2 separate regions of the Homo sapiens genome follow, and region 1 is linked to region 2. A link is a contact called in ENCODE Hi-C or POLR2A ChIA-PET data. All regions are on one chromosome and are shown on one strand. Each heading gives the region's core, a stretch centred on a gene start or an enhancer-like site at or near the end of the contact. The rest is flanking DNA. Distances are from core to core; before and after follow the strand shown. Region 1 has its middle 39 kb from the start of EPB41L3. Region 2 overlaps EPB41L3 (erythrocyte membrane protein band 4.1 like 3).

Region 1 (3,584 bases), core at 22-2,521, 130 kb before region 2:
AATTTGCTACAGATTTTCACTTTGAATCAGATGAAATAATTTGATACTTTGGGATGTCTCACCATTGATGGTTGTAAGTTATTTTCATGTTATTTGTTGATTATAGTGGTAAAATTCTTCCCTTTGCAATAAAAAGAAGCATCAATTTTACTCAGAGAAGGTAACTAACATTTATTGAACATCTATTACGTGGCACAATCCTTTTATCTTTTTGTTTAGTCTTTTCTTCATACCTCATTTTATTCTACAAAGAATTTGGGGATAATTTTTGTCAATGGGTAACAAGCTTTAGAGCACCTATATACTGTAGGTACCACTAAATTCACATTACAGTTGAGGAAAAGGTTGGGAAAACTTAAGTAACTTTATAAAACTATGAAATGACCCATCTATTTATGTTAAAGCTTACTGTCTCCTTAATAAATACTAGATGATCTGCTAATGTTAAACTGAAACCATGAAAGCAACAAAATATGACTTTCACCACACATATTGAATGTTTCCAGATTACACTTGCTTCAGACGGGTTACGTTCTGTTGTAGCAAATCCATGCAAGGAATGTTGGATCTGCAGCATAGGCCCTAGCTGATCCTTAGGGATTTAATCTCAGAGGTAAAGGACCCAGCTATTGGCTGTCTTGGCTGTGCTCTTATATCCAGTGGCATTATGGGTAGAGAACCCATACATCAAAGGTGGAGCCCAGGTCAGAAACATGTTGGAGAAGCATTTAAGAATTATTTTCTAGGCCAGGCACAGAGGCTCACACCTGTAATCCTAGCACTTTGGGAGGCAGGCGGGTCATCTGAGGTTGAGGGTTCGAGACCAGCCTGACCAACATGGAGAAACCCTGTCTCTACTAAAAATACAAAATTAGCTTGGTGTGGTGGCGCATGCCTGTAATCCCAGCTACTCGGGAGGCTGAGGCAGGAGAATCGCATGAACCCGGGAGGCAGAGGTTGCGGTGAGCCGAGATCATGCCGTTGCACTCCAGCCTGGACAACAAGAGTGAAACTCCGAAAACAAATAAAAAAAATTATTTTCTAGACCCACGTCCCTTTAAATGGCTAACTTGAAAGTTTCAAAGGCATTTATCATCTGAAAAAAAAATATAGCTCTTCAATTTTAAGATGCTGTATGATTACCCCATCAATTTAATAACAGCATTTAAGGGGAAAAACACTATTGCATTAAATATATGAATCATTTTCACATCCTGATTTCAGACATGTTGACGTATTTGCAGAAAAGTACATGCTAGAAATGAGGAAATAAGAAGTTGCTCCTGGCATAATTTTCTGGAAGTAAACTTTTCCCCTTGCAGTCAGTTGAATCCAGATAATGTTCTGAAAAGAAAAAGGAAGGAAAACAATCAAAGCCTGTTGATTTTGAATTGTGCTACTCTTAATGACCTGTATAGACTGTGGTTCCGGTTAAAGAGTCATGACTGGGGCTGTGGGCTTTCTGGACAGGGAAGAGCTCTTGAATTAGGTAGACATGGATTAAAATTTGGACTCAGCCATGGGGTCACTGAACTTCTCCAGACTTCCTCTATGCAGTGAGTAGCAGAATGCCTATTTCACGAGGCCTTTGTGAAGTTTTGAAAACTACCATCTGTTGAGTACCTTGCCTAGTATCTGGCGGGCGGTAGGGACAGTTACTGTGTTCTATGACAGTTGTCTGACTGTCTCAGCCACCCTACCTGACAGTTAAAATAGTATAGTAAAAATAGTCACAGCATATTATTTTCCTGACTCATCTCTTCAGCTGCGTCTCAGAAATTCCAGAATCTTTCCAACGTTCTCCCACCTCTTTTCACCAACTTTTCCCCCACAGTGATGAGGGCTGATTCATCCGCAGGGTCCCTTCCATCACCCTATGGTAGCTGTTTCCCCAGCCCCTGCTGTGAAGTGATGTCTGCAGTGGCTCCTGAAAGTGGCTGCCCCCACTCCCGGGCATGCCTCACTGCCTCTGCTGACGCTCCAGCTTCTTAAGTTTGCACTGACACTATGTGACAGCCCCTGTCATTCCATGGGATATTTAAATTTTTATGAGAGGTTAAAATATTTACAGTGAAAATGACCACATAGATTCTACTTATAGCTCAGTCATAAACAATTTGTGTAGAATCAATAAGTCACTTAGCCATAGGGGACTCAGTTTCTTCCTTTCCAAAGTGGGAGCTAGAATAGCTCATTGCGTGAGTCCTTTCTAGCACTCATGTTCTCTGTGTTAAAATCATCATGGACCTTGTAAAAAATACCAAGTTTCATTTGTAATATTTAGAAAACATTAGTTTTAGAATATCCTTAAACATATACTGTTTAGCATTTAAAAAGTAAACATCTGTTTAACGTTGGGAGAAATTAAATTGTAGGCTCCAGATGTGGTTCAATTCTCTGTGGAGATAAATATTTAAATCACAGATCTCTAAGCAGCCTTGAGGCAGCTGCCAAGTTCTTGGTCCTCCCCCCACCCCATCTTCTTTCCTTTACCTGTTTTCTTCTAAGATGAGGATTGTGTGAAGCAGGCCCAGCTGCTCCGTTGTCTTCTCCTCTCCTGTGTTGGGCAGCTTTCTAGCCTGGTGTCATGTTACAGCCTCCTCACTGCATTTCCCAAGATATACCAGCAAAACGGAGTGACCAGGGAGCCCCACTGCCTTGAGATTCAATTTGAGAAAAAGCCTCTGTGGTCTTTGAATTCTAAATCTACTCGGGCTTTCTACTAAGATACCATAAAACAAATGTTTCTAGTTCGATGTAAAACGGAACATCCCAAACCTTTATTTATGTTCCTTTTCATCCTTTTGTGTGAAACCACAACATCTTAATCTTTTTTGTTTGTTTGTTTTTAAGACAGGGTCTCCCTCTGACACCCAGGCTGGAGAGCAGCGGTACAGTCATAGCTCACTGCAGCCTCAAACTCCTGGGCTCAAGCCATCCTCCTGCCTCAGCTTCCCAAGTAACTGGGACTACAGTGCATGCCACCAGGCTGAGCTAATTTTTTCATCTTTTTGTAGAGATAGAGTCTCGCTATGTTGCCCAGGATGGCCTTGAACTCCTGGGCTCAAGCAATCCACCCATCTCGGCCTCCTAAAGTGCTGGGATTACAGGTGTGAGCCACCATGCCTGGCCTTAATCATTAAAAAGTTTCATTTCTGTGTTTTGAAGACCTAAACTATGTTTGATGGAATAAGGCAGAACTAAACTGTGGAGTGGGTATGGCTGTTGGAGAAGGCTCACATTCACCTTTTCCCCTTGGAGTAACTGTATTTGGTTCTTATATGTTGAGATATTAAGGGTTTAGAGAGGTTTGAGTTTGTTTGTTTTGCATTTCTTTATTTTATTTCTAACTCTTACCCATCCTACTTACTTACATAAACAAAAAATATTGAAAATGATAACGTATTTACCTTCACATTATTCTCTAGAGTCTCTAGTATCTTAAAATTTAGTTTAACAGACTGTTTTTGTAACTGAAATTAAACTCACTGGTGTACCTTATATTAGACACTATAAGGGTAAACTCCCAAAAGTAAAATGCTCAAAAATAAGATATGAAAAGATAAATTTAGCAAAACCAGATT
Region 2 (4,001 bases), core at 985-3,484:
GACTTCAATAATTTTAACCCATGAAAATTTTAAAGCACTCATAGGACATTTAAGCTTGAGCAATGTAATTTTTTCTCTAGTCTTCAAGATAACCTCAAAGCAAAATACGTGCCCAGTTATGTCAATTAGTTCATTTCGTTTATAGGATTATTAACTGTTAGTCCGCTAAATATGGTGACTGCTACAAAAATATCAATTTCAGTTTTAGAACAGTCTTTTTAGGTACAAGACCAATTACATATTTAATAGTTAATGCTTCCAAACTGTTATTCATGTGTTTTTTTCTATAGTTAGATAGGGCGAGAGAATATTTTTCCTAGTTATCCAGGAGTTTGAATTTAAGAAGGGAATCCAAGACACATCCCCATACCATGCCCAGAACTGCTGTCTGCATTCATCAGATGATCACACCCACTAATCAGATGGTGTCCAGATCCAGGTGTGTTGATAACTGGGCGATTCGAGTGGCCTAATACAGTTTAGCCAAGACCTCTCCTTAGAAACCATGATCCATCATGTATTTTTCTATATTGTGAAGGATAAAATGTGTATCAAATCAAAGTAATAGAGTAAAACCACAGTTTAAGACCACTTACTCCTTGGGGAAAATTTGAGAAGTTTATCGGGAAGTTAACCTTTATATGATGTTTGAGGTGGAACATTAAAAAACAGGTTTTTCATTTGTGGGAATAAAGTATTCTCTTTTTACAAGAATGGGGGTAAAAATTCAACACTGTAGTTCTAGCCAGAGAAGATTATACCTGCATGGTAGAGAAATATAAACAAATTGGTCATGAACAAATTTCAAAGATTAGAGCAGTTGTTCAAGAGTCTTAAAGCAGGAAATGAACCCCAGATGCATTTATTTAGCTTGATTTTCTTTGATATTTTTAAAAAAATGTTTCTGCTCGATGCCCGGCACTGTAAGAATACAGTGGTGAGTGGATATAGCTTACAGGTAGGCTACCCCGACCACAACTCAAATTCTAATACAAACAAAAATAAAAGTGCCCCCCTGACAGTGGCAACGCAGGAGCTATGAAAACAGCTTCCCTGAGATGTAACCTAGTCCTGCAGTTCAGGGGTGGAATCCTGAGGAAGGGGTGCTTGAGTGGTGGAGAGAAGGACGAACGGGTAGAAGGCTTCGGGGCGTGGAGGTGTGTGTACAGTCTCCTCTTTGCAGGAGAGAGCCTCACAGGGAGCGAGGTGAGGTAGCAGGGAAGTCACAGAGGCAGGCAAGCCTGGGAGGCCCCTGCAGGGTCTTTCCACAGTTAGGCTTTTGCTGTCTGTGTACCAGAAGCATCTCTCACTACTGAATCTGATAGCTAAACCGTGATGTTGTCATATAGCTTTCTTCTCCCTGAGATCTGTGTGTGTGTGTTTTTTTCTTTTTCAATGGTAAAAACAGAAGTTAAAATAAGTGATACAGTCTCAGGGATGACCTCCCTAAATTTTCACTTCACTGCCTACTGTGCCATCCGAGATCACTTGTTCCACCAGATGAAAGCAAGGAGAGCTGGTTTATAGGATCAGCAAGACTTCCAAAAAAGCAGGGGAGCAGAGCTTCCCGAGCCCCTCAGTCCTGAACCTTACTCAAGTTCAGCCCCGAGGGCAGATAAGCTCCAGGAAAGACAATTGCTTTATCACAAGCAGAGAAAAAACAGTGCAGTCTAAACATGTATGGAATCTTTTACTTTTGCTTGAATAGAATGTTTGCGATTTTCCTACAGATAAAAGAACGGTAGAGTTGTTGCTTACAGGAAAAGGCTGTACCTATCTTGAAGCCATGTTGAGAGTGCGGTTTGCCTTATGGTTTCAGTTTTTATGTGATTGTTATTTACTACCATTTGCAAATGCTACTCATATGTTTTACAGATTGTAACCACAGAACTTAAAGGAATAGTCATCTGAGATTCGGGAAGGAGCAGTGACTACCATTCCCTGCAGGTTGCTGAGCCACGGGATCGCTGCAGTGAGCGCGCCTCCCTGCTGCTCCAGCTTCTCACTGGGCTGAGCCCAGAAGACAGGGCCTGCCGTGTCTGGTTCTCGAATTAGACCAGGCCTCCCATCTTCTTAGCAGGGTTCAGCAGCTTCCTCCTTACCCCTGTCACAGGAGTGGGAACGGCTGGGCAAAGAGGATTAGCACTGGCTTTCTGGGATTGTGGGTTCACGCAGTATTAAGCCAGGATGCCCTGATAGAGGAATGTTAGAAAACAATACTGACCTTTGATGTGTAGACCCAACTATACCCCTCAGTGGCTCAAACAGGGTATTACATGTATCAGAAACAAAAACCAAAAAGTATACAGAATCAAAATATTTAATGATTGAGAAGGTTTTTTCTTCCCCTATCTACTGGACTTTAAATACTCATCTAAAATATGATATGCGCAAGTGCAGACAAGACTGAATGAAGCATCATTTACAGTGTGAGCATGTCCTGTTTTTTTAACCACTTATTTACATTTCATTACAGGTCTTACATAGATTATAAGATCATTTTAATTTAAACACATATTTAACTGGTGAAATGATATATCATTACATCTTTAAATATGCTGGTGGTTTATGTAATACCTTGATATTCTTTCTCTTTCTATTTATTCTCAGCCTTGCCCTACTAATATAGGCTTAAACAGTTGATGGACAGGAAAGGACACAGATTCACTTAGTACATAGTTTTTTAAAGCAATGACAATATTATTCTCATGTTTTTTGATTATCAGTGTCTTACAGAATTGAAAAGTGACAGTGCTACAAATTCATACTCATTAAATTCATATTATTGAAAGTGGTGTTTTTATTGTCTATATTTGAGTTGCATATAGCTCTTCATTTGACCAAATGAATTATAAATCACAATTCAAGTTTTGTTTGTTTAGGGGTTTTTTTGAGAATTCTTACAAAAGAAGTTAAGTACTTCCTCTCACAGGAAAATTCTCAAAGTTTCACGTCATTCAGAATTAGCTAATATGATTATTTTACGTGATTCAGGTTTAAGTACGTGTCTGTTTCAAACATTCCTCCTTCTTAGACTTCCTTTTCTGCGTTCATTTTGCATGCGTTGGCTTAGTGACCTGAATCCACAGCAGGAAATGTTGTCTGACAGTTTGCTGCCAACATCTCGTATGTGTGATGTGAAACTCTTTGCAAAAAATCAAGCCCAATGTTTCTGCTAGCCAAGAAGAAGCGTGCTTCACTGGAAAGCCATCATCTACCACAGTGCACATCTCTGAGTGCAAAAGTCTGGTTTCAAGTAGAGACGGAAATTACAACAAATGAAGGCAGGAACCAATTAAAAAAAAAAAAGCACCTTTAAAGAAAGGTAGATGGGCTTAATATGTAGGGAGGTACTTTTGTCATGTATGTACTTGAAGTGTTTGCGCACTGAATCTAAGTCAAAACATAGGTCAACTCTACTGCATGTGAACAGCCCAATCTAGTTTGGACATTGCTATATGGCTTACAATGCATAATACCAAAATGTGCCAGTATACCCAATATGTATTTAAAACTGTTCTGGGAGTGTGTGTTTGAAAAGAAAAATTGAATGTAGACTCAGTTTACTAATATCAATACTATTTTTGAATAATTTCCCAGTTTTACCTATGTAAAGAGAAGGGATTTTTTTTTTTCGTAAGAGTAATGGTATGATTTGTTTTCTATGATTTCATTGTAGAATAAATAGGATTTTAATAGTACATCAGTCTCTATTCCAAATTCAGCATTAGAAACCTTAAATTTATCAGGCTCCTTATGAAAAAGGCCTAATAATAATCACCCGCATTTATTGTTGATGCTTCCCATGAGTTAGGCAATGTGCTTTCCAGTGTTTTATCTTAATACAACAATCCTTTGCATAAGTACCAGTATTATTTCCATTTTATAATGAAAACAATGAAGCTCAGAGAGGTTTAAATAACTTGTCTAACATTACAGAGCTGATTAGTTGTAGAACCAGAGTCCAGCCTTGGGACTGTCTAATATACTGCACTTGAATA

The links. Hi-C counts contacts between places; a loop is a spot of excess contacts on that map. ChIA-PET counts read pairs that join two places held with the same protein, here RNA polymerase II (POLR2A). Pooled maps may share reads with other maps.
Region 1: a map of endothelial cell of umbilical vein shows a loop between it and region 2 (4-fold over the local background). The contact joins two enhancer-like sites. A Hi-C loop is called at or near these places in 1 of 168 maps with a recorded cell type or tissue (endothelial cell of umbilical vein), 1 of 37 single-sample maps with no recorded cell type and 3 of 50 pooled maps. POLR2A ChIA-PET finds 5 or more read pairs at or near these places in 1 of 52 experiments (WTC11).

The regions. Positions count from the first base shown.
Region 1 is chr18:5,581,263-5,584,846 of GRCh38, reverse strand. It overlaps a transcript of EPB41L3 not described here. Among named protein-coding and RNA genes, the nearest start is that of EPB41L3, 39 kb to the right of the region's middle. Within about 2 kb of position 1,271, at least 4 of the 41 ENCODE cell types and tissues checked have a DNase peak (open chromatin) inside an H3K27ac peak, as active enhancers do; they include endothelial cell of umbilical vein, where a contact is called at or near this core.
Region 2 is chr18:5,454,929-5,458,929 of GRCh38, reverse strand. All of the region lies in intron 3 of EPB41L3 (erythrocyte membrane protein band 4.1 like 3), which reads left to right. Among named protein-coding and RNA genes, the nearest start is that of EPB41L3, 87 kb to the left of the region's middle. RefSeq lists an enhancer at 2,023-2,523. Within about 2 kb of position 2,234, at least 11 of the 41 ENCODE cell types and tissues checked have a DNase peak (open chromatin) inside an H3K27ac peak, as active enhancers do; they include endothelial cell of umbilical vein, where a contact is called at or near this core.